Linked DNA regions of Homo sapiens: regions 2 and 3 are each linked to region 1. A link is a loop called in an ENCODE intact Hi-C map of the cell type or tissue named here. Cell type or tissue: PC-9. All regions are shown on one strand.

Evidence for each region. Peaks named below come from ENCODE experiments on the same cell type or tissue, not always from the same donor. Only the 100,000 strongest peaks of a DNase experiment are listed, where the experiment ranks them.
Region 2: a loop joins it to region 1, with 9 times the contacts of the local background. A loop is called at or near these places in 6 of 110 quality-filtered maps.
Region 3: it touches region 1 in a loop (12-fold over the local background); 23 of 110 quality-filtered maps call a loop at or near these places.

Annotation. Positions count from the first base shown.
Region 1 is chr2:47,318,325-47,326,324 of GRCh38, reverse strand. All of the region lies in intron 3 of EPCAM-DT (EPCAM divergent transcript), which reads left to right. Among named protein-coding and RNA genes, the nearest start is that of BCYRN1, 13 kb to the left of the region's middle. RefSeq lists enhancers at 2,720-2,879, 2,861-3,155 and a silencer at 2,861-3,155. In PC-9, CTCF peaks have their summits at 2,813 and 3,012; DNase peaks (open chromatin) are centred at 2,994 and 5,154; H3K27ac peaks cover 785 bases.
Region 2 is chr2:46,884,552-46,892,551 of GRCh38, reverse strand. No RefSeq gene overlaps it. Among named protein-coding and RNA genes, the nearest start is that of MCFD2-AS1, 11 kb to the left of the region's middle. RefSeq lists a silencer at 2,064-2,248. In PC-9, a CTCF peak has its summit at 3,346 (motif pointing right); DNase peaks (open chromatin) are centred at 3,371 and 5,509; H3K4me3 peaks cover 357 bases.
Region 3 is chr2:46,627,866-46,635,865 of GRCh38, reverse strand. It overlaps CRIPT (CXXC repeat containing interactor of PDZ3 domain), which reads right to left. Exons shown (of 5, transcript NM_014171.6): 5 at 5,690-8,000. Among named protein-coding and RNA genes, the nearest start is that of CRIPT, 15 kb to the right of the region's middle. In PC-9, CTCF peaks have their summits at 3,124 and 3,328 (motif pointing left); a DNase peak (open chromatin) is centred at 3,325.

The sequences.
Region 1 (8,000 bases):
TGGAGAGCAGAAGCAACTTGTCCAAGGTCATACGCAACTAGAAAGGAGTGTAACTGATATTTAAACCCTAACAGTCTGGTTCCAGAATCTGTGCTTTTAAAGTCAAGATGAAAAGCATGTCTGGGCCTTGACCCTTGGAACCCACCCCTACCACACAGGCTTTAGCTAGCAGAGGGGCAGCAAAGGAAGACAGCAAGAGGTGGCCTCTGGTCGTAGCTCTTTGTGGTTTGCCAAGGCTTTCTGGTTCACTGACTCAAAAGGGTTTGGGGCTTTACAGACTGGTAAGATCTCCCAAACTGGGTAGTTGTACTTTAATTTTGTTAAGTAAAAACATTTTTAAAAATCTGCTAACATCACTATCATTTCATAAAGTAAATGTAATTTCAATGCAAATAAACCCCAAGAAAGACACAATCTCAGAGTACAGTCCAGGCCTTTAGGTTGAATAAATCTACCTTTGTAAACACCTCCTTTCGTTGTCCTGATTTTCCTCATCTCACCGTGGGCTGGTGAAAACGTCCTCATGTGTAGCACCTGTTTAAGGACTGCCATCCAGGAACCACTGTGGTACTTCATACGATCCCCATAAACCCTCTGCAAGGTAGACAGGGAAAGTCTTGTTTACCCCACTCTACTAACGAAGAAATCGAGGCTCAGAGAAGTCTTGTTTAAGGACACACAGCCTGAAAAATGGCAGGGCCAGGTTACAAACCCATGTTTTCAGACTGCAGGGGTCCAGTGCTCTTTCCTTCTATACCTCAAAGCGTTCACAAAATGCACTCACTGACCACTGGCTTGGTTGCTGTGTGAGGACCTAAATGTTCAGAAAGAGAAGAAGCATTTCCAAGTGCCATTTCCATTGAATGGAGTAGTGCAGCTGGCTGAAAGGTAGCCCCTGGATTCAGGGCGAGATGGGAAGCCCCTCAGGGGCAAGGTCGGAGTACATTTCCTCTTTCATTCCCGGGCTCAGCCCACACAGGGATGAGCATACGGGGCTGGCAACAAGTCCTTGCAGCTTAGAAGTGTGAGTGTGGTTTCTATTTATTTATTTTTAATTAAGAAATTTTTTTTTAGAGACAGGGTCTTGCCATGTAGTCCAGGCTGGTCTCAAACTCCTGGGCTCAAGCTCTCCTCTCACTTCGTCCTCCCAAAGTGCTGGGATTACAGGCGAGAGCCACTGGGCCTGACTGGAGTATGCTTTTTTTGGTTTGTTTTTGAGACGAAGTCTTGCGCTGTCCCCCAGGCTGAAGTTCAGTGGTGTGATCTCAGCTCACTGCAACCTCCACCTCCCGGATTCAAGCGATTCTCCTGCCTCAGCCTCCTGAGCAGCTGGGATTACAGGCATGTGCCACCATGCTCAGCTATTTTTCATTATTTTTAGTAGAGACGAGGTTTCACCATACTGGCCAGGCTGGTCTCGAACTCCTGACCTCAGGTGATCCGCCCACCTCAGCCTCCCAAAATGCTGGGATTACAGGTGTGAGCCACTGAACCTGCCCTGGAGTATGGTTTTAAATGCTAGTTTTTATCTAACAGAATTTTACTGTGGTAAGAAGGGAGGAAGAAAAAAAATCCCAGACTTAATTTGAGAGGATGTTACTGGGAGTTGGGAGAAAAGGATGAAATCCAGAGAAGACTTGATGGAGGCACCCTGGGCAGTGAGGGGAGGAGGGAGGCAGCAAAAGGGGCCTTATCCCTGAAGGAGGACAGCTGGCAGGGAGGCAGGAGCATTGTCTGTGGTGTCCCACTGTCTTAGGATCAAGACCACACCCCTGATATTGCCCCCCAGTGCCTAAGGCCTTGCCCTGCCTACTGCCCTAGTGTCACCTGCACTACTCTTGTTCTGGGTTTCTGAGCTCCAGACACATTTCCTTAAAGATATCCCCATGGGACCCCACCTCGGGGCCTTTTTGTTTTTTTGTTTGTTTGTTGTTTTTTTTTTTTGGCAGGGTCTTGCTCTGTTGTCTAGGCTGGAGTGTAGTGGCACAATCACAGTTCACTGCAGCCTCTACGTCCTGGGCTCAGGCAATCCTCCATCTCAGCCTCCTGAGTGGCTGAGACTACAGGTGCACACTGCTATACCCAGCTATTTTTTTTTTTTTTTTGTAGAGACAGGGTTTTGCCATGTTGCCCAGGCTGGTCTCGAACTCCTGGGCTCAAGCCATCCTCCTGCCTCGGCTTCCCAAAGTGCTGGGATTACAGGTGTGAGCCACTGTGCCGGGCCCACCTCAGAGCCTTTGAGCATGGCATTCCCGCTCCTGGGTTTCCACCAGTACTTACTAATGCCTATTCATCTTTTGGTGACTTCCCTGACTCCTATCTACCAGCTGGAGGCGTAGACAGCCCAGAGCCACATCAGCCCACTTCCAGAAGCAGTGAGCATTTCAATGTCCACAGTGTGCACAGGCCCCAGGGGCAGTGGCTTCACCAGGAGGTGCTCATGAAGCCCACAGTAGCACCAAGGAGCACTCCTTATCTTGTCCTGGATGGAGTCAGCACCCTGAGCCTTCCCTTCAGATCCTTGTTATAGTCTGCAATTACGTATCTGGGTGATTGTTTCATTAATGTCCTTCTCCCAACTAAATAGTCAGCTTCCTTTTTGTTGGCCATGGTATCTGCAGCCTAGCACGGACCCAGAGGCCTGGACGGTGCCCGCTAAGTGTTTGTGGAATGGCTTCCTTCCTTGTTTTGCCAAGGGGTGCCAGAATGTGCCACTGGCATTTGCTTTTCATTTACACTATTCTTGTGGCTAGGGTGGAGTGGGTTGGAGGTCATGGCCATCTCTAGAGAGCTGTTCCAAGACTACTTGAGCTTGTGTTTTCTTCCCAGCCCAAGATTCAGAATCCACTGGCCTTGAGTTCGCCCTGTCCTGGGGACAGTGGGACCTGTCACCTGCTGGCCAAGGTAGGGCTCCAACTTTGTGAAAAGTACATGCGGCAGGTCTGACCCTTAAACAACTCTTCTGACGTGTGGAATGCAGGGCTGGGTGGGAGCAGCCGGCACACCTGTCATTCACTGTTTAGCCACTGAAGGGCAGTGTTGCTCCACAGGAAGGGGCCAGGCAGATGTGCGCCATCACTGTGGCTCCCAGGTCGGAATGAGGATATTTTAGCTAGTCCCTACCAAGCACCACTGGTGTGCTAGTCACTTTGAATATAGTACTCGTGCAATCATGCAAGAGAAAGTTGATGACCCGTAGTGTAGTGTGGTGTAGTGTGGTGTAGTGTAGTGTAGTGTAGTGTAGTGTAGTGTAGTGTAGTGTGTAGTGTAGTGTAGTGTAGTGTGTAGTGTAGTGTAGTGTAGTTTTTGAGACAGGGTCTCACTGTTGTCCAGGCTGGAATATAGTGATCAGGGCTCACTGCAGCCTTGACCTCCGGGGCTCAAGTAATCCTCCCGCCTTAGCCTCCCAAATAACTGGGACTACAGGTGCACACCACTACACTTGGCTAATTTTTGTATTTTTTTTGTAAAGATTGGCGGGGGGGGGGGGGTCTCACTGTGTTGCCTAGGCTGGTCTCGAACTCCAGGGCTCAAGTGATTCTCCTGCCTCAGCCTCCCAAAGTACTGGGATTACAGGTGTGAGCCAGCACACCCAGCTGACCCTTATTTTAAAGATGAAGTAAAGAAAATCGGAGAGATTAAATGATGTTTTCAATGTTTCATGACTAGTAAATGGCTAAGCCAGAAATCAACCTCAGGTCTGCCTAAATCCCAAACCCCGTCAGTGCCTTCACCTGCTCTCCCTTTGTCACGATGGCCAATCTTTTCTAGCATGTCTTCCTAGCAGCCACCTGCCAGGGTAGTGCTGAGTGCACAACCTTGTCTCACTCAGCTGGCTCAATTTAGCCAACTTTTGATTACCGAAATTAATACAGGGGTCACTGACTTGGGTCTAAAATTTTAAAATGGGTTATTAAAATGCTTGCTTTGGCCAGGCGCAGTGGCTCATGCCTATAATCCCAGCACTTTGAGAGGCTGAGGCAAGAGGATCATTTGAGGTCAGGAGCTCGAAACCAGCCAGCCAACATGGTGAAACCTAATCTATACTAAAAATACAAAAATTAGACAGGTGTGGTGACACTCACCTCTAGTCCCAGCTGCTCGGGAGGTTGAGGCAGGAGAATCACTTGAACCCAGGAGGCAGAGGTTGCAGTGAGCCGAGATTATGCCACTGCACTCCAGCCTGGGTGACAGATTGAGACACTGTCTTGAAAAACAAAATAAAATAAAATGCTTGTTTTGATTCTAGAGACTGTTATTCGGTATGCATGGGATAGGGGGAGGAGGGAAAACAGATTTGTCCTTCCATAGTCCTCTCTCTGATCTCATTCTGCAATCTTTCCTCCCCCTTCCCCACCCAGCCCTCACACAGCTGCCAGGCAGCTTTCCAACAGATTTGATCAGATGGCTCTCTCACTACTGTACTGGGCCCCCTGTAGCTTCTGGAAGAAAGTCCCACTCCTTAGCAAGCAGCCCAGGTGCTTCCTAAGCTGCCAGCTACCTTGCCGCCAGACTTCTTCCCCACTGGCTTACGAGGGTGCACTGTCAGCCCCAGCCCCCTGAGCCACAGCATTCAGTATCTAAAGCTGTAATCTCTCCACTGCAGAGTGAGAATGAAGATACTGGCCACCCAGGTGGTTGTAAGGCTAAAACCACCACCTTTAAAGATCGCTTGGCACAGTGCTGGCCACAGTGGGGCTCATCACCACGTTTCTCACCTTCCCTTCCTCAGCCCTTGGAAATGTGCAAGTATAGTACAACCTACAAAGGCAAATCCATGTGGTATAGTGCTCTGCACAGTGCAATCCCTGTGTAAACATTTCTAGACACAGAAATGTCAGCTGGGGCATTATTTTGCTCAGGCTGACACTGAGGAAGACATTTCCTGGATTTTTTTCCTGTGCCCATGGTGAGGTCCAAAGTGACCCAAATACCACCTAAATCCCTGGATGCTAAACTCCTTGAGGGCAGAGACAGAGTTATGAACCTCTGGGTCTCCCCATAGGTCCAACCCAGCACTAGGTCTTCAGTGGCGTCTCTAAGAATGTCAGTTGGTCAATTTGTTATTCAATGGGCACATGACAAGTTGCAGGAGTGCACAGGTGCTTTCAGGGTATCATCATCTCAAACAGAAACAGCATTGTTTCAAAGAGCCTGTAGGAGTCCAGAAGAAATACAGGACTTTCTTCTTCCTTTTGCAAAAGCTGGCAGTTTAAAGCCACAGGGCATTAGATCAAGAATGCCATGAGGCTGACCAGTGAGGGGCTTGACTTTGAGGGCTCTGGGCTGGTTGGGCTGGCCATGCTTACACTTGGAAAGCAGTAGGACCCATTCCCTGGTTTTGAGCATTCAAAGTAGCCTTGGCTTACTCTCTGCTCTGAGTTCTCACTTCAGTCTTCCTATTCTGAGGTTCAAAGAACTGCAAATAGTCCTCAGACAAAGCCTGTGGGGTGTCTCCCCAGATTCCAGGAACTCTCCAAATCAGATAGACCAGGATTATGAAACTCAGCCTCTTCTATGAAGGGTCCCACTGGATCCCATAATAAGTGGGAATTCTACCCTCAGCCCAGACTCTCCGGACTCCAGCCCAATCTCAGTCTTAACCTCAGGGTTCCAGCTTTCCTCCGTCCATTGCCACATCAAACTCACCTGTTCTGGGTTTGCATGTCAGGTACATTTTCTGATCAATATGCATTTGCCTATTCCTATTCTGTGACTAAGGTATTCCTTGGGTATTGATGGGTCTGCCTGCGTGTGTTCTCAAATCTAAAGTCATCAGCTACCCTTTGAACATTGTAAGCATGTTATATACAGGTTATTTTTGCCTTTAGTTATCTCAGTAACATTATATTCCATGTTATATGGCATTTAAACTATCTGGGTGGTCTTGTATATAATACTTTACTTCCTTCAGAACCACAGGAAAAACTAATTGCTATTACTTCTGTGAGAGATGGGGATTCTCAAGGGACTTGCCCGTCAGTTTACAAAGTAGTGATGGGGCTGGGCGTGGTGGCTAATGCCTGTAATCCCAGCACTTTGGGAGGCTGAGGCGGGCGGATCGTTTGAGATCAGGAGTTCCAGATCAGACTGACCAGCATGGGTAAACTCCATCTCTACTAAAAATACAAAAATTAGCTGGGTGTGGTGGCGCATGACTGTAATCCCAGCTACTCAGGAGGCTGAGGCATGAGAATCACCTGAACCCGGAGGCAGAGGTTGCAGTGAGCTGAGATTGCACCACTGTACTCCAGCCTGGGCAACAGAGGGAGACTCTGTCTCAAAAAAAAAAAAAAAAAAAAAAAGGAGCAAAGCCTCTGGCTCTTGTGTCAGCAGTCTCACCAGCCAGGGCTCTGTTTGTGTTCTGTAGTAGCCCCCACAGGGCTACAGGCGAATATATTGCAGTTGCAGCCAGTAAGGATGATGCAACTGAGAAAGGCTGGCGGGCAGGTGGGTGCAGCCGGGGATGGCCAGGGATAGCCAGCCAGGCAGGGAACTCCTGAGCTGAGACTGCTGAAAGATGGATACTTCTGGGCCCCAGAAACAGCTCTTGGCTCCCAAATACCCTCTCAGCTTCCTGAAAACCTCTAAATAGCTAGGCGCAGTGGCTCATGCCTGTAATCCCAGCACTCTGGGAGGCTGAGGCAGGCGGATCACTTGAGACCAGGAGTTCAAGACAAGCCTGGCCAACATGGTGAAACCCCATCTCTACTAAAAATACAAAAATTAGTTGGCCATGGTGGCACGCACCTGTAATCCCAGCTACTCGGGAGTCTGAGGCAGGAGAATCACTTGAACCCAGGAGGCAGAAGTTGCAGTGAGCCGAGATTGTGCCATTGCACTCCAGCCTGGTCGTCAGAGTGAGACTCCGTCTCAAACAAAAAACAAGAAACAAAAAACAAGCCTCTAAATAGGGAATAAATCTTTACAGTTCAAGTTGACAGACCTGGGTGCAAATCCCAGCTGGGCTCCTCACTGGCTGTGTGAACTTGGGCAGGATACCTAACCTCTCTGAAATTTTGTTTAATCATATGTTTTTTAAAAATTTTTAAATTTTTAATTTATTTTTATTTTTGAGACAGTCTCACTCTGCCATCCAGGCTGGAGTGCAGTGGCGCCATCTTGGCTCACTGCAACTGGCACTTCCCGGGTTCAAGTGATTCTCCTGCCTCAGCCTCCCAAGTAGCTGGGATTACAGGCATGTGCCACCGTGTCCAGCTAAATTTTGTATTTTTAGTAGAGATGGGGTTTCATCATGTTGGCCAGGCTGGTCTCCAACTCCTGGCCTCAAGTGACCCGCCTCCCAAAGTGCTGGGATTACAGGTGTGAGCCACTGCGCCCGGCCTTGTTTAATCACATGCTGGATGGTGATTTAAATAGTATCTATAGGTTGTGAGGATTAAATTTAAAAATAACATAATAGGCTGATCACATTTTCTGGCTTATACTACTCAACAAGTCGTTGTTTATTGTAAATATGCTGATGGTAGGGTTATGGTGTTTTTTATGTTTTCTTTTTGCTTCTTTGGGTTTTCAGCAAATTAACATGCCTTGCTTTTGTAGTAAAAACGAAGAAAAGATAATTTTATCTTTTGAGATGGAATCTCTCTCTGTCGCCCAAGCTGGAGTGCCGTGGCCTGATCTCAGCTCACTGCAAACTCCGCCTCCCAGGTTCAAGCCATTCTCCTGCCTCAACCTCACAAGTAGCTGGGATTACAGGTGTGTGTCACCACGCCCGGCTAATTTTTGTATTTTTAGTAGAGATGGGCATGTTGGCCCAGGCTGGTCTCAAACTCCTGACCTCAAGTGATCCACCTGCCTTGGCCTCCTAAAGTGCTGGGATTATAGGCATGAGCCACGGTGCCCAGCAAAAAAAGATGATTTTTAATAATAAAATGTAGGCTGTGTGCGGTGGCTCACATCTGTAATCCCAGCACTTTGGGAGGCCGAGGCGGGTGGATCACCGTGGTCGGGAGTTCGAAACCAGCCTGACCAACGTG
Region 2 (8,000 bases), 430 kb after region 1:
AGGGAACAAGGTAACCGTCTCTAAAGGGACAAAGATGTGGTGGATGCTAAGCCAGGTGCCCCTGGTCTTTTCTTAAAGGGTTTTGGAAGTGCCTATTCTTGTAGCCTGTGGGTTAATGGGAACCCAGGAACCCATCCATGACAACCTCGTCAACAGCCCAGCCTTGGGGTCCTGGAGCAGGTCACGGGACGGGAAGAAGGTGGCGCAGGTGGAGCAGAGGCTGATGGTAACTGCATGGAGTCCAGCTGGGGAAGTCTAAGGCCACAGCTGACCACCTCCCCTGCCTCAAGGTGGGGCCTCCAGGCTACAGCTCGGGCACCTGTGTGCCTCCCTCTCTGCTCTTCTCACAGTTCATCCCCTCCAAGAAATCAGACCTGCCCAGCCTCACTGACCACAGCTTCAGAGCTAGGCCTGGATGCCTACCCAAGCTGGGCCAACACATACTCTCCCCTGGGATTTGACAGGGCCTGAGAAGCACAGCGGCAGGCAGGAGGCATGGGAAGGCACAGGAGTGGTAGAGCTCCGTGCCCTTGCTACTCAATGTGTGGGCCACACACCAGCAGTGTCACCCAGGGGTTTATGAATGTGGAACATCAGGATCCACCCAGGTCAGTTGAGTCAGAATCTACTTTTTTTTCCTCCAGATCCCACAGGACTGAAGAATCTACTTTTCAACAGATCCCCAGTGATTTGCATGCTCATTTAAATTTGAGAAGCTCTGCTCTGGAGAGGTCCCACAACACTTATCCCCAAGAGGCCTGAGCTGCCCAGTTCCTACTGCTCTGAGAAGTGGGGTTCCATGCTCCCTTGGATTCAAAGGCTCCTGTTGACTTGCCTTTTTCTAACTCTGGCCAGCTTGGTTTCTGTATTTCTTTTTTTTTTCTTTTTGAGACGGAGTCTCACTCTGTCCCCCAGGCTGGAGTGCAGTGGCGCAATCTCAGCTCACTGCAAGCTCCGCCTCCCAGGTTCACGCCATTCTCCTGCCTCAGCCTCCCAAGTAGCTGGGACTACAGGCACCCGCCAAAACGTCCGGCTAATTTTTTGTATTTTTAGTAGAGACGGGGTTTCACCGTGTTAGCCAGGATGGTCTCAATCTCCTGACCTCATGATCCACCCGTCTCGGCCTCCCAAAGTGCTGGGATTACAGGCGTGAGCCACCGCACCCGGCCTCTGTATTTCTTTTAACGAAGAAAACCTAATCAATGCACACGGGCAGGTCTGGCGGGGACAGTATGATTCAAGGGGAGGCTGACCTTGCCCAGAGCATCAGGCAGTTTGCCATACAACCAAACGCCCCCCACAGAGGGCCAGTCCTTTGTGTTCATGAATGTTTTGAGTCAGGGGAAAAAATAAATAGGCCAGGTGTGGTGGCTCATGCTTGTAATTCCAGCACTTTGGGAGGCCAAGGCAGATGGATTGCTTGAGCTCAAGAGTTTGAGACCAGTCTGAGCAACATAGTGAGATCTTGTCTCTACAAAAAATAAAAAATTAGCCAGGCATGGTGGTATATGCCTGTGGTCCCAGCTATTTGGGAGGCTGAGGCAGAAGGATCACTTGAGCCTGGGAAGTTGAGGATGCCTTGAACTGTGATCACACCACTGCACTCCAGCCTGGAGGACAGAGCAAGACCTAGTCTGAATAACAAATAAAATAAAATAATAAATAAATAAATAAATGCTCTGAGTCTTGTTAAATGAAAATCCTCCTGAAATGAAAGTTTCTAGTCATTTATCCTTTAGTATGAAGTACCTTCTCAGATTCTTGCCAAAGAGACCACTTTCTAGGTTGGACATAGGAGAAGTCACAGAAACCTTTCTATTTTTACACTTTGATTAAAGGCCTGGCTCTGCTTCCTCAGAGAAGGCCTGTATTGAAATTGCCCTGGGGCTGTCTTTTTTTATTTTTTATTTTTTGAGACAGGGCCTTGCTCTGTCGCCCAGGCTGGAGTGCAGTGGCGCAGTCTCCGCTTACTACAAGCTTGCAACCTCCGCCTCCTAAGTTCAAGGCAGTTCTCCTGCCTCAGCCTCCAGGGTAGCTGGGATTACAGATGCCCACCAACACACCCAGCTAATTTTTTTTTCCCTTGAGACGGAGGCTTATCCTGTCGCCCAGGCTGAAGTGCAGTGGGGCAATCTCGGCTCAATGCAACCTCTGCCTCCCAGGTTCAAGTGATTCTCATGCCTCAGCCTCCTGAGTCGCTGGGATTACAGGCGCCTGCCACCATGCCCGGCTATTTTTTTTTTTTTTTTTTGTATTTTTAGTAGAGACGGAGTTTCCCATGTTTGGCCACGCTGGTCTTGAACTCCTAACCTCAGGTGATCCACCTGCCTCGGCCTGCCAAAGTGCCAGGATTATAGGCATGAGCCACCGCTCTCTTTATTAAAAGAGAGCTCCTGGGGCTCTCTTTTAATAAAGTGCAAAGTCCTGTGTCTTTTCTCATCTGGGAAGCCCTCTCTGCCTTGTCCAGCCATGGTCACCTGTCCCTTCTCTGAGACTCCAGAGCAGCGATCCTTTACCTTTTGTGTGTGTGGACCCCCTTACAGAACAATGTTTTCAAATGCATAAAATAAAAAACAAAGGATTTCGAAGAAATTAATCATATTGAAATGTAAGCATCAAAATATTTAAAAATGAGTGATTTAGTAACATATGTGCTTATTATTTTTCTTTTTATAAGCCTTTGTCAGAATATATGTGCTTCCTAATTAGCATAGTAAGATCTAGTAGCAGGTCTACCAATCTCTTGTCATTTCTTTTTTTCTTTTTTTTTTTTTTCGAGACAGAGTCTTACTCTGTCCCCCAGGCTGGAGTGCAGTGAGGGATCTCGGCTCATAGCAACCTGTGCCTCCTGGGTTCAAGCTATTCTCATGCCTCAGCTTCCCAAATAGCTGGGATTACAGTTGTGTGCCACCACACCTGGCTAATTTTTGTATTTTTAGTAGAGATGGGGTTTCACCATGTTGGCCACGCTGGTCTCAAACTCCTGGCCTCAAGTGATCCGCTTGTTTCAGCCTCCCAAAGTGCTGGGATTACAGGAGTGAGCCACTGTGTTGGGCTCAATCTCTGTAATTTCAAAATAGTGATGGCTCTGTCGCCCAGGCTGGAGTGCAGTGGCGCAATCTCGGCTCACTGCAAGCTCCGCCTTCCGGGTTCACACCATTCTCCTGCCTCAGCCTCCCGAGTAGCTGGGACTACAGGCGCCTGCCACCACGCCCGGCTAATTTTTTTGCATTTTTGGTAGAGACGGGGTTTCACTGTGCCGAAATTTTTATTGTCAATCCTGACAATCATTGAACCCCTTAGTTCTCTTAATACATTTGTCATTTACAGATGAACCTCTAGATGGCGGCAGTGTCCCACAGAATGTCCTTTTCCAGGCCTTAGTATCCCATCCAGGGTTTTTACGTGTCACTTCTCTTTCATTCCTGCAAATGCCAGGAATGACTCCTCTTCACCTCTCCCTGTATAAAATGGCCACCAGAAAAACTCCACAACACACACACACACACACACACACACACACACACACCCCAAAATCACTCGAAAATGAATAAGAATGTGAAAAGAATCAAAACGCTCAGACTTACCTGCTTTGGGGAAAGGAATTATTAGCCTTTCCCCAAACATAAGTGATGGTCAGACAAGGGAGAGGTGATGGTGGTGCTGTGGACCCTGTAAACCCTGAAGTGTCCAAAGCAGTTTGCACCTAGACCTCGGAGAGGGAATCCACGCCCTGTCAGCTCCCTTGCCACTGTGCTTTCTTGCACCAATACAAATACCTCCTGAAAAATTCCAAACTGGTAGCAGCTGAGCAGACGGGAAAAGGCATTTTCCCCACCCTTTCATGAGGATGGCTAACCAGCGGAGACGGCCACCCCAGGGGCGGCAGTGAGTGTGGGGATGAGCAGATGAGCGACGTGGGATTCAATGGCACACAATCTGAATTTGGACAACCGGGTAGATTGAAAGGGCCAGACCCCGAGGGAGAGAGAGGGAGGGCGCTGACTGCTTTGCTCCCTGGGGCTTCCATGGGAACATGAATCCTTAAGTTTTAATTTCAGCAAGTCCTCCAGAAGTTACCAAAGCTGAGAAAACTCTCCTGCTACCATTCCTCTTCAAAAAGTCTGAGAAAGCTAAAAGTCCAAAGGAGGTGAGAAAATAAGGTAACTTTGCTTTGTAAAATGTTATCCATCCTCTTGCAACACAAGCACCAAAGAGAAATCAAACAGGTTTATTTATTGTCAAGCCTTGAGAAACAGACTAAGATAGTAGTGCTGTACCATTCTATGTTGTGAACTTTTTTTTTTTTTGAGACAGGGTCTCACTCTGACACCCAAGCTGGAGTGCAGTGGTCTCAGATCACTGCAGCCTCGACCTCCTGGGCTCAGGTGATCCTTCCACCTCAGCCTCTCAAGTAGCTGGGACTACAGGCACATGCTTCCATGCCTGGCTAAATTTTGTATTTTTTCTAGAGACGGGGTTTCACTGTGTTGCCCAGAACTCCTAGGCTCAAGCGATCCACCTGTCTTGGCTTCCCAAAGTGCCAAAATTACAGGCAGGAGCCACTGCACCCGGCCTGGTGAAAACATTTCAATATCCTCAAGGATCTCTCCATATTGTGAATGGTATCAGGAGCTTCAGACTTGGGATTCAAGTCCCAGGCAGGGTTCTTACCAGTTACATGGCCTCTCCAAGCCCCAGTTACCTTTTCTGTAAAGTGGAGAAAGTCTGGCACCTACTTCATTGGGTTGTTATGGAAATTAAATAGAAAGTGCTTGGTGCAAAACCTGGGGCATTTATTGATGACTAATTAATAAGTTGTCTATTTTGATATGTTGCTAGGCATGTATTCATTCAACCAAGCCTGCTGGATCTCTGAGGACATAAATTAAGATGAGTAAGACCCAACCTCAGGCTTCAAAGAATAGAATATTTACTGTGCTATTGTAAAACTGGGAGATAAAGGAGTGTATATACACCCACTGATAACATATTTCATGATTCTTAGATGTACTTTTTCATAGTTTAACATCTTTGACAACAGTTTTTATTTCTTGATGGTAAAAAAAAAGTAATGATGTGACTTACAATCAGTAGAATCTTAGATTTGGTGAAAAGCAGCATAAGCATAAAGAGAGTTTAATGACAGAGACAGAGCGATCAGCTTACCACCATGATTCAGCCCATAGGAACCCAATCAGAATTCCAGTACAGGGGACAGCTACAGAATGCTGTCTTCTGTCTCCTGAGACATGTCTGCTCCTCCCTGCAGTGCTTTTGGGAGACAGGAGTGGGAGAGGCCTTTGATCTTGGTGCTGAGGGCTGGGTGGTACCTAAATTACAGTGCACGTATAGGTCTTTGTCTAGAATGCAGATCCTCAGCCCCTGCCTCAGAGGATCTGGTTAGGTTGGTCTGAGGGTGGAGGCCTAAGTGATCCAACCAGCTCTGGGTCCTTCCTGGTGTGAGGGGATTCTTTGCTTGGGGAGGAGTGTCACTGCCCTGGGCTCAGGAAATGATCTTTACCCGAAATTAGGAAACCTGAGCTTGCATTCAAATGCAGCTCCTCCAGTAGTGTGCAGAGGCTAGCTCATACCGGTGGGCATGAAATCAGCCACAGTGGGAGCATTTACACCACAGTAATGGGCAAGCTTTTTTTTCTCTCTTTCTTCAGAGTCACTTTACCAGCACAGAACTGTGACTTTTCTTCAGTTGGGTAACCTCGAAGATATCACTGAAACTCACTTCAAGCCTGTTTCTTTCCATCTGAAAGGGGATTATTATATTTCTAACCTCACAGAGCTGTGGAATAAATGAGTCTTCAAGTATGAGAAAGCATCTAGCCCAGTGCTAGGCTCTAGTGATTAGTAGTTTATTCTTTCGCTCTAGAAGTTTCCTATAATGTTTTCTCCTTAGGAACTTACCAGGGTGAGAATGAAATGAAATGAACATACTTCATGATGAAATTCAAATCTCAGTGTGGATGATTAGCATTTAGCAGGAAGGATAATGGTAACTTTATGTAATCTTTTACAGTTTAACAAGCTGTATTTCATGTGGCATAAGCTTACACCACAAACATTTTCCAGATGAGGAAACCAAGGCTCATAGAAGTTGACTTGCTCAGAGTCATGTGGTGTTTAAACGAGGCAGAAACAAAAACTTTCGATGTACTGCTGTCCCTCAGTGTCCATAGCAGATTGGTTCCAGGACCCACCCCCCAAGGACACTGTGGATACCAAAATCCATGGATGCTCAAGTCCCTGATAAAAAATGTTGTATTATTTGCATATAATCAATACACATCCTCCTGTGTACTTTAAATCATGTCTAGATTACTTATAATACCCAATACAATGTAAATACTATGTAAATAGTTGCTAAGTTGTATTGTTTACAGAACAATGTTGAGAAAAAAAGTCTGTGCATGTTCAGCACAGACACGATCCACTTTTCCCCTGAATATTTTTGATCTGTGGTTAGCTGAAATCCACGGATGTAGAAAACACAGATACAGAGGGCCAACTGCGCTTCCCCCCATCCCATCCCATGACAGTAAAGCCTGTGTACAGAGACCTGGGTGGGCAGGTGGTGTTAAAACAAACCTAATACCCAAACCGACAAAATTCCTAACCAAAGCTTAAAGTTTAGTTGGAAAGCTTAAATACCCACATGGGAATCTCCTGAGGATGATGACCAAGTCAAGCCCTGGAGGTCGCCATTGGCAGATGGGCTAGTGAATTCCCTTGCCCAGACACATCGAGGGCCATGCAGGATAGTCTCACATCCTTCACACTAACCACCTGCACAGCTACCGTCTTCCTTGACTGGATTCCTTGCCTGCATTATGGTTCTCTGATCGTCACCCCCATCTTTGTAGAGAAAAGCAGCACTCAGGCTGAAGCATCATTTCCTTCTCACTCCCTTGGCTGCACTTAGCCTCTCAGTTTTTTCCAAGACAAACATAAAATTCTTGAGAGCTGAGACTGTCCACCCTGGTGTGAATGCAAATGGTGGTTTAGTTTTTGGTTTCTCAAAGTCTGAACTTTACTGCCCAAGCTGCTTATAGACTTACGAGCTGATTAAAATAAAGGAAAAGAAAACCTCTCCCAGCTGAAAATATGCCCCGGACCTTTCCAAAGTTTAAGTGAAGTTGAAATTCAGCAGCAGTTGGGCTGCAGTTGAGAAAAGGGGCTTTGAGCCAGATCCAGCCTTCATAGTAAGAAGGTGGTAAAGGGTCCAGCCTTGTAGCTCCAGGAAAGACAGTATCTTCCCTTTAAAAGAGAAAAAGTTAGCTTTCAAAGTGGATTCTCTCAACCTTGGGCTTTGTGGAAATGTAGAAGCAGCTACCTTCCCTTTCTTTCTTCTTCTTCTTCTTCTTTTTTTGTTTTAGAGTCGGAGTCTTGCTCTGTTGCCCAGGCTGGAGTACAGTGGCACAATCTTGGCTCACTGTAACCTCCGCCTTCTGGGTTCAAGCAATTCTCCTGCCTCAGCCTCCCAAGTAGCTGGGACTACAGGTGCCCACCACCACACCCGGCTAATTTTTGTAGTTTAGTAGAGACAGGGTTTCACTGTGTTGCCCAGGCTGGTCTCAAACTCCTGAGCTCAGGCAATCCACCCGCCTCAGCCTCCCAAAGTGCTGGGGTTACAGGTGTGAGCCACCGTGCCTGGCTCCTTCCCTTTCTTAAAGGAGTATGCCACTGCAATTCAGAGTTCCCACCATTTCCCAATTATTACTGCCACTCCACTCACCTGTAGAATAGACACCCATTAAAAACTCTTTCAGCCTTAGAGATTCCATGATTAAGATATTTATGATTCATCCACATTTTGAAATACAAAAAAATCATTTTGTTCAAAAATGCTTGCTGCTGTGGGAAAATGCTCACAATATAATGCTCTACACACTGCTGGTACTGGGAAGTCATGTACTAAAATGTGAACCATGGTCATCTCTGGGCTTTGAGATCACCAGTGACTTGTGTTGTTTTCACTTTCTGCA
Region 3 (8,000 bases), 690 kb after region 1:
TACAGACATGTTTTCTCTGACCCATTCCTGAGAGCTGGGGGTAATTAAGATTGAGTTTAGAAGGCAAATTCCTGCTGCTGTACATGGTCCACGGTACATGACCAGTGAATGGTCAGTACATGGTCTACGGTACAGGCTGGCCACATGCCTACACCATATCAAGTGCTATGCTCCCCAATACTCATTCGTTACTTTGCCTGCTGACTTTCTAGAAGGGTATTCTTGTATACTTTCCAAAACGCTGAAGCCGAAACTATGACTATGTGTAGCTTATCTTCTCTTAGGAACTTTTATTTTGTTTTGCCCTCTTTTGGCACAGATAGGTTTGTGCTTGCTCCTAAGCTTTTATGTTAAAACTTTCATGCTAATTTATATATAAAAATTGCAGAAAATATTAAACATACAATTGACAGATTTGATGACAGTAAAAAACAATAATATGAAGTAGGCTATTTCAGTTATCTCAGCAGAGGTGGGAGCAGGCAGTAAGAAAGGACTTGAAAAATGCAGTGGGTGTTACAAGACCCAAGGAAGTTTTGAAGGCACACAACACACACTTCACATCTCCCCATAAAGACATTTCTCCCTCTGTTCTTATGCACACCCTTCCCTCTTGAAATGTTCAATTGTCTGATCTTTTAAGTGTCAACTCTAATGTCTCTGCTTTAGAGAGGCCTACTCTGACCACACTCCTCACTCACTCTCTGTCACTTTTCACACTCTGTAAACATCTTGTTTACTTGGTTACTATGTACCTTTGCATAGTCACCACCTCAGTGTAAGCTCTGTGAGGGAAGAGAGCTTGTCTTGCTCACTACTGTATCCTTGGTGTTTGAAAGCGTCTGGCAAATATTAATCTCATCAAAAATGACGTTGAATGAATATTACTGAAGGAAGTTGGTTTTTCAAGTGAATGAAGAGGAAGCAAAAACAAAGTTGAAAACCACAAAAAAGTTAAATTACTTTTGAAACATGGAACCTCATTCATATTTGTTCTCTAAAGGTTTTGTCTTTTACATCTAAGTCCTGGGTTTGATTTTTGTGTGTGTGTGCACATATGGTTAAGAGATAGGAATCCAGTTTGAATTTACTGATGAATTTCCCCAGTGATCTACAATACTACCTGTCATATATCACTTTTACATATATGTAGTTATCTACTCCTGGTCTGTTTTTGTGTTGAATATCGTCTCAATATTTCAGCTTTAAAATATGCTTTGACATGTGGTAGAGCAGGTGTGTTACGAAAAATTTTAGGCCGGGCATGGTGGCTCATGCCTGTAATCCCAACACTTTGGGAGGCCGAGAAGGGTGGATCACAAGGTCAGGAGTTCAAGACCAGCCTGGCCAATATGGTGAAACCCCGTCTCTACTAAAAATACAAAGATTAGCTGGGCATGGTGGCAGGCGCCTGTAGTCCCAGCTACTTGGGAGGCTGAGGCAGGAGAATAGCTTGAACCCGCGAGGCAGAGGTTGCAGTGAGCCGAGATCGCACCACTGCACTCCAGCCTGTGTGACAGAGCGAGATTCCATCTCAAAACAGAAAAAGAAAAATTTTAAATATATATAAACGTAGAGAGAATAAGTTCTTCTGGAACTTTGGGTATATATCAGACCTTTTCCTTCTATTGTTCATGTCTCAATTTCTATTTCATATTTTTTTTCTAATGTCTTTGCTCATGAGTGATAATTACCTGTCATTTTGTTTTTTTTTTTTGAGACGAAATTTCACTCTTCCGCCAAGGCTGGAGTTAAGTGGTGCAATCTCGGCTCACTGCAACCTCCGCTACCGAGTTCAAGCAATTCTCCTGCCTCAGCCTCCCAAGTAGCTGGGATTACAGGCGCGTGCCACCACATCTGGCTAAATTTTATATTTTTAGTAGAGATGGAGTTTTGCCTTGTTGGCCAGGCTGGTCTCGAACTCCTGATCTCAGGTGATCCACCTGCCTTGGCCTCCCAAAATGCTGGGATTACAGGCATGAGCCACTGCGCCCGGCCTGTCATTTTCCTTTCTTTATAATACTTGCTTGGTTTTGGTAATTAGCCTTTTAAGTATTCTCATTTTTTCATTGTTTGAAAAAGTTGTGCAAGTTTGGAATTAGCTGTTATTAGAATTTTGGTATAACTTGCCTATAAAATCACGTCATTCTGGTGTTTCAATTATTGTTTTTTTAAGGAAACTATCCATTTCTTCTATTTTTTCAAATATAGATGCAACAAAGATCACAAAGAGACTGTTATGAGCTATCTTAACTCAATATATCTATTTTTTGAGACAGAGTCTGACTCTGTTGCCCAGGCTGCAGTGCAGTGGTGTGATCATGGCTCACTGCAACCTCCACCTCCTGGGCACAAGTGATCCTCCCACCTCAGCCGCCCAAGTAGCTGGAACTACAGGTGTGTGCCACCATAGGCAAGAGCCACTGCGCTTGGCTTTTTTTTTTTTTGAGGCAGGGTCTTACTCTGTTGCCCAGGCTGGAGTGCTGTAGTGTGACCATGGCTCACTGCAGCCTCAACATCTTGAGCTCAAGCAATCCTCTCATCTTAGCCTCCTGAGTAGCTGGGACTACAGGTGCACACCACTACATCTGGCTAATTAAAAAATTTTTTTTTGCAGAGACAGGGTCTCATGTTGCCCAGGCTGGTCTTGAACTCCTGGGATGAAACAATCCTCCTGCTTAGGCTTCCTAAAGTGCTAGGATTACTGGCATGAAACACCATGCCTGGCCTGTTTGTCATATTTTCTATCATTGGATCTTTGTGCCTAAGTTTTTGGAGAGGTTTCCAATTTTTTTCTTTCCCACTGTTCCTGGGGCTAAGGCCACGATACAAAAGTATTCCCACTGTCTTTCTCATCATATGCGAGGGGATATTCTAGTAAACACACTGAAACTGCTGCTTTTCAGGGCTCCATGCTTTGGGCACATATCTCTGATCTAACCTCCTCAACTTGCTCAAGTCCTGGGCTCTGTCTTCCACGCATACGATACCCTTTAAAGCATAGGCTTTAGACCCTGAGGGAATGGCGGATATTCCTAGGGCAAGCATTAGTACTTTTTTTGAATTTGTACTTGCCCTTTTTTCTAGCCTCAGAAGATAATCATTACCTCTTGATAGTTTAATCATACTCATGTTTTAAAATTATATATATATTTCCATATGTATATGCACAAGTGTGTTTATATACCTATTTTTTCAGGCTTTTTACTGTTGTTTAGCAAGTTTCTCTGGCAGTTGTTAGAAACTTGTCTATCTATCTGATCTTTAAATTGCTGTAATTGTAAATCTCTTAGCATGGCAAATTAAAAACTAAGAAAAGAGCATCATTGCCATCTGGTGGAGAGACCTACTATTACCAATCTAAATGAGACCCAATGATTCAGGCAAGGCCTTCTCATTCCTCCCACATTTAGTAACTGAGTCCTGTCAAATCTTTAATTATTAGGTCTTTCAAATCTGTCCCTTGACTTCCATTCTCCCAGTGCCTTAGTCTAGTTTCTTTTTTTTTTCTTTCTTTTTTTTTGCTAAAATCATTGCTTTTGAATTGGTCTCCTTCTTCTTCTTCTTCTTTTTTTTTTCTAAAGAGAAGGGGTCTCACTTTGTCACCCAGGCTGGAGTGGAATGGCATGATCACAGCTTACTGCCACCTTGAATTCCTAGGCTCAAGGGAACTCCTCCCATCTCAACCTTCAGAATAGCTGGGACAACAGGCGCATGCCACTGTACCCAGCTAATTTTTAAATTTTCTGTAGAGATGGGGTCTCACCATCTTGCCCAGACTGGTCTTCAACTCTTGGGCTCAAATGATCCTCTCGCCTCAGCCTCCCAAAGTGCTGGGATTACAGGTGTAAGCCACTACAGTTGGCTTTTCTCCCTTTAGTTACTATTCTTTCAAAATATTTTCCTTGTTCCTGTTGTCAATCTTATTTTTACACTTCCACATTAATTTGATGTTTTTGTTTTGTTTTCTTTGAGACAAAGTCTCACTCTATTGCCCAGGCTGGAGTGCAGTGGTGCTATCTGGGCTCATTGCAACCTCCACCTCCCGGGTTCAAGCGATTCTCCTGCCTCAGTCTCCTGATAGGTGAGATTACAGGTGTGCGCCACCACACCCAGCTAATTTTGTATTTTTAGTAGAGATGGGGTTTCACCATGTTAGCCAGGCTGGTCTTGAACTCCTGACCCCAGGTGATCCACCCACCTCAGCCTCCCAAAATGCTGGGATTACAGGCATGAGCCACTGCACCCGGCCTTAATTTGATGGGTTCTGTATCAAGTTCTTGCTTATGAGCAAAAACTGTGGAACCAATAACAGCAGTCTGGCTAGAGATGAGAACAATGTAGAAGTCCAATAAATGCTGTCTGAATTGAAAAAGTGGCACCATTTGCTCATTTGCCTAATTTATCTAGGAAGCAGTACACGCGCAGAAATTCCCAAGCTGTTTTCTATAATAACATATTAATGAACGACATTCACATGTGTAATACTCCTGTGGGCTTACCCAGAGTTTTTTTTTTTAAACTTAAAATTATTTTTAATTACAAAAGGCATACATACCTAACACTTTAAACATTCACAGTTTTGTGAATGAACAAATACACTGATAATGCTGAGTGCCAGGGTTTTGACTGTGGAAGAAGATAAAAGTAAGGAATAGGAAAAGGCAAGGAAGAACCCTGTAGCGGTTGGACTGGAACTGGAGATATCAGGAAAACTTGTGATTTCTAATACATGTTTCCTAGCTCTTTCTGTCAAAGGGGCCTAAAAGCAATGACAACCCAGGAGGCTCAGATCATGGTTTCTAAAAACCATTCTCCACTAAAAGAAACTAAGGCTCTTTGGAGAAATGGCTGATTCCAAGGCTTTAGTAGAATATTTTCCTTATAGTAGAATGCCACAGAATAAACACAGAAATAATAATACAATTGGAAGAATCCCCACTTGGCAACACCAGAGTAACAATTAATTCCACCAAGAAATATCACTGGATGCTAAAATGAGTGTGTGAAAGTTTGTTGAGAAACAAAATAGTTATCATCTGAAAGTATTTCCCCACAAAATGCTTACTAACTTAACGTAAAAAATTAGAAACTTTACAGTAGAGTAATATAGCAGATATCACCTAATACAAGTGATCAAAATTAACATCCTTGTAATGGGACAACTGACACCATGATACGGTGCACTGAAAAGAACAATGCCATTTCTGTGGTATCCCCGCCAAAAATGTATAAGCTCAGTCTAATCATCAAGAAATACCAGAAAAACCCAGATTAAGAGTTACTCTATAAAAAGTCTACGGGTTGGGAACAATAGACACTGAGGACTACTAGAGGAGGGAGGGAGGGAAGGTGCAAGGGTTGGAAAACTACCTATTGGGTACTATGCTCACTACCTGGGTGTCGGGATCAATGGTGCCCCAAACCTCAGCATCACGCAATATACCCATGTAACAAACTTGCACATATACTCCCTGAGTCTAAAATAAAAGTTGAAATTAAAAAAAAAAATACAACTGGCCCATAACCTTGGCATTTTGAAAGACTGGCTGAAGAACTGCTCCAGAATAAATGAGACTACAGACATGACAACTAAATGTAATGTTACTCCAGAGTGGATCCAGATCAGACTTTTTTTTTTTTTTGCATATTACTGAAACAATTAGCAAAATATGAAAAAGATTTGATAATAGTAAAGTATTAATGTTAATTTTCTGATTTTGGTAATTGTGCTATGGCTATGCAGGAAAACACCCTTGTTCTTTGGAAATACAAACTTAAGTAATTGGGGTAAAGAGGCACCACATCTAGTAAGGAATATTCAAATGGCTCAGAAAAAAGTACTTACTCGAAGTTGATGATAAAGGGAAACCTCTTCCTTACAGTAGAATGATGACTAATTAATACAGAAATAATAATAGAGTTAGAACAATCACAATTTTGGAAACATCCTAGTAAAAATTTATTCAGACAAGAATCGTCAAAGGATGCTAAACCTAGGAGGGGTAGATTTGATGAGGAACAGAATTGTCAACAAGGTCTCAAAGTTTCTCCTCACAAATTACCCACTAATTGCAAAAGGAAAAACAATAACGATACACTGGAGAAACTGGACATCTTACCCAAGTGATCAAAATTAGCATCACCAATAAGGGACAAATGGACATTCTGTGCATCTGGATGTATACCTGCAATACATATCACTTACAGCATTTCAACCCTCACTGCACTACCCCAATCTAACCATGAGGAAACATCAGAAAAACCCAAATAGAAGGATACTCTATCCTTTAGCTGTCCTGTATTTTTCAAATATATTACTATTATAAAAAACAAAGAAAAGCTGAGGAACTGCTCCAGATTAGAGGGTTATGGCAATACAACATATGATCCTAGGCTGGATCGTGGAGCTGAAAAAAATTACCAATAAAACAGCAAATGAAATTGAAATATGGACTGTAAAGTATTATGGCAATGTTAAATTTCTGAACTTGATAGCTGTACTTGGGTAAGACAGCATGCTTGTTCTTATGAAGTGCATGTGTAGTGTTAAAGGGTAAAGAGTATGATGTCTACAATATACTTTCTAATGGGTCGAGGATTCTAGGATACACACCCCCAGTTAAGGGAACTGGGAGTTAAAAGGTATTCGAAGGCTGCCATAAGGATGTAAAGAGTTAAGTCTCTACCCTTACACCCACTCCAGAGAAAAACAGTACTATTAGCTTCCTGTGTTTTCCACATGGATACAAAAACTTTTGCACACATATGTAATTCTTCTATCATTCTGACAGCTATATATTCTAATGGATGAATATATAAAATGTACTTAAGTGTTCTATTGGCATTTGTTTCTAGTATCTTTTATATTACAATCTGATATCTTAACAGATTCTTTCATCACTTTTACATTTATTTTGATAAAAGTTAGGTTTGGCTTTAATTCCTTGTTTTTAAACTTTTTTTCTGCATTTTTCAACTCTGGCTGTGGCATAAGGCCTTAATTCTGTCATCTTATTTGGTTATAGTGTCTGTTTGTATGTCTTCCTTTTAAAAATATTTTATGTTCATGTTTTGTTTTAGGGTTTTCCTCCTCATCTAGTAAATACTTCTATTCAATTTATGACCATCATTATTATTATTTAGAGAATATGGAGATGGTTCTGAGGTACAATACAACAAAAATCTTCATAGGAGAACCTAAGTGCGGCCACTGGATGATCCATTCATGGAAGGAGGCTACTCAAAGTATGAAGATAAAATGTGAGCTGGACAAGAACTACAAAACACGCTGAAAGAAATCAGAGATGACACAAACAAATGGAAAAACATTCCAAGCTCATGAGCTAGAAGAATCAATATCATTAAAATGGCCATACTGCCCAAAGCAATCCACAGATTCAATGCTATTCCTATCAAACTACAAACATCATTTTTCACAGAATTAGAAAAATCCTGCCGGGTCCAGTGGCTCACGCCTGTAATCCCAGCACTTTGGGAGGCTGAGGCGGGTGGATCACAACGTCAGGAGTTCAAGACCAGCCTGGCTAAGATGATGAAACCCCATCTCTACTAAAATTACATAAATTAGCTGGGCATGGTTGGCGGGCTCCTGTAATCCCAGCTATTTGGGAGGCTGAGGCAGGAGAATTGCTTGAACTCAGGAGGCAGAGGTTGCAGTGAGCTGAGATTGCACAGCTGCACTCAGAGCCTGGGAGACACAGCAAGACTCCGTCTCAAAAAAAAAAAAAAAGAAAAAATCCATTCTAAAATTCATATGGAACCAAAAAATCAATCCTAAGCAAATAAAACAAAGCTGAGGTATCACATTACCTGAGTTAAACTATACTATAAGGAAGCTACAGTAACCAAAACAGCATGGTACAGATATAAAAACAGACCCATAGACCAATGGAATGGAACAGACAGAAATAAAGCTACACACCTACAGCCATCTGACCTTTGACAAAGTTAACAAAAATAAGCAACAGAGAAAGGAT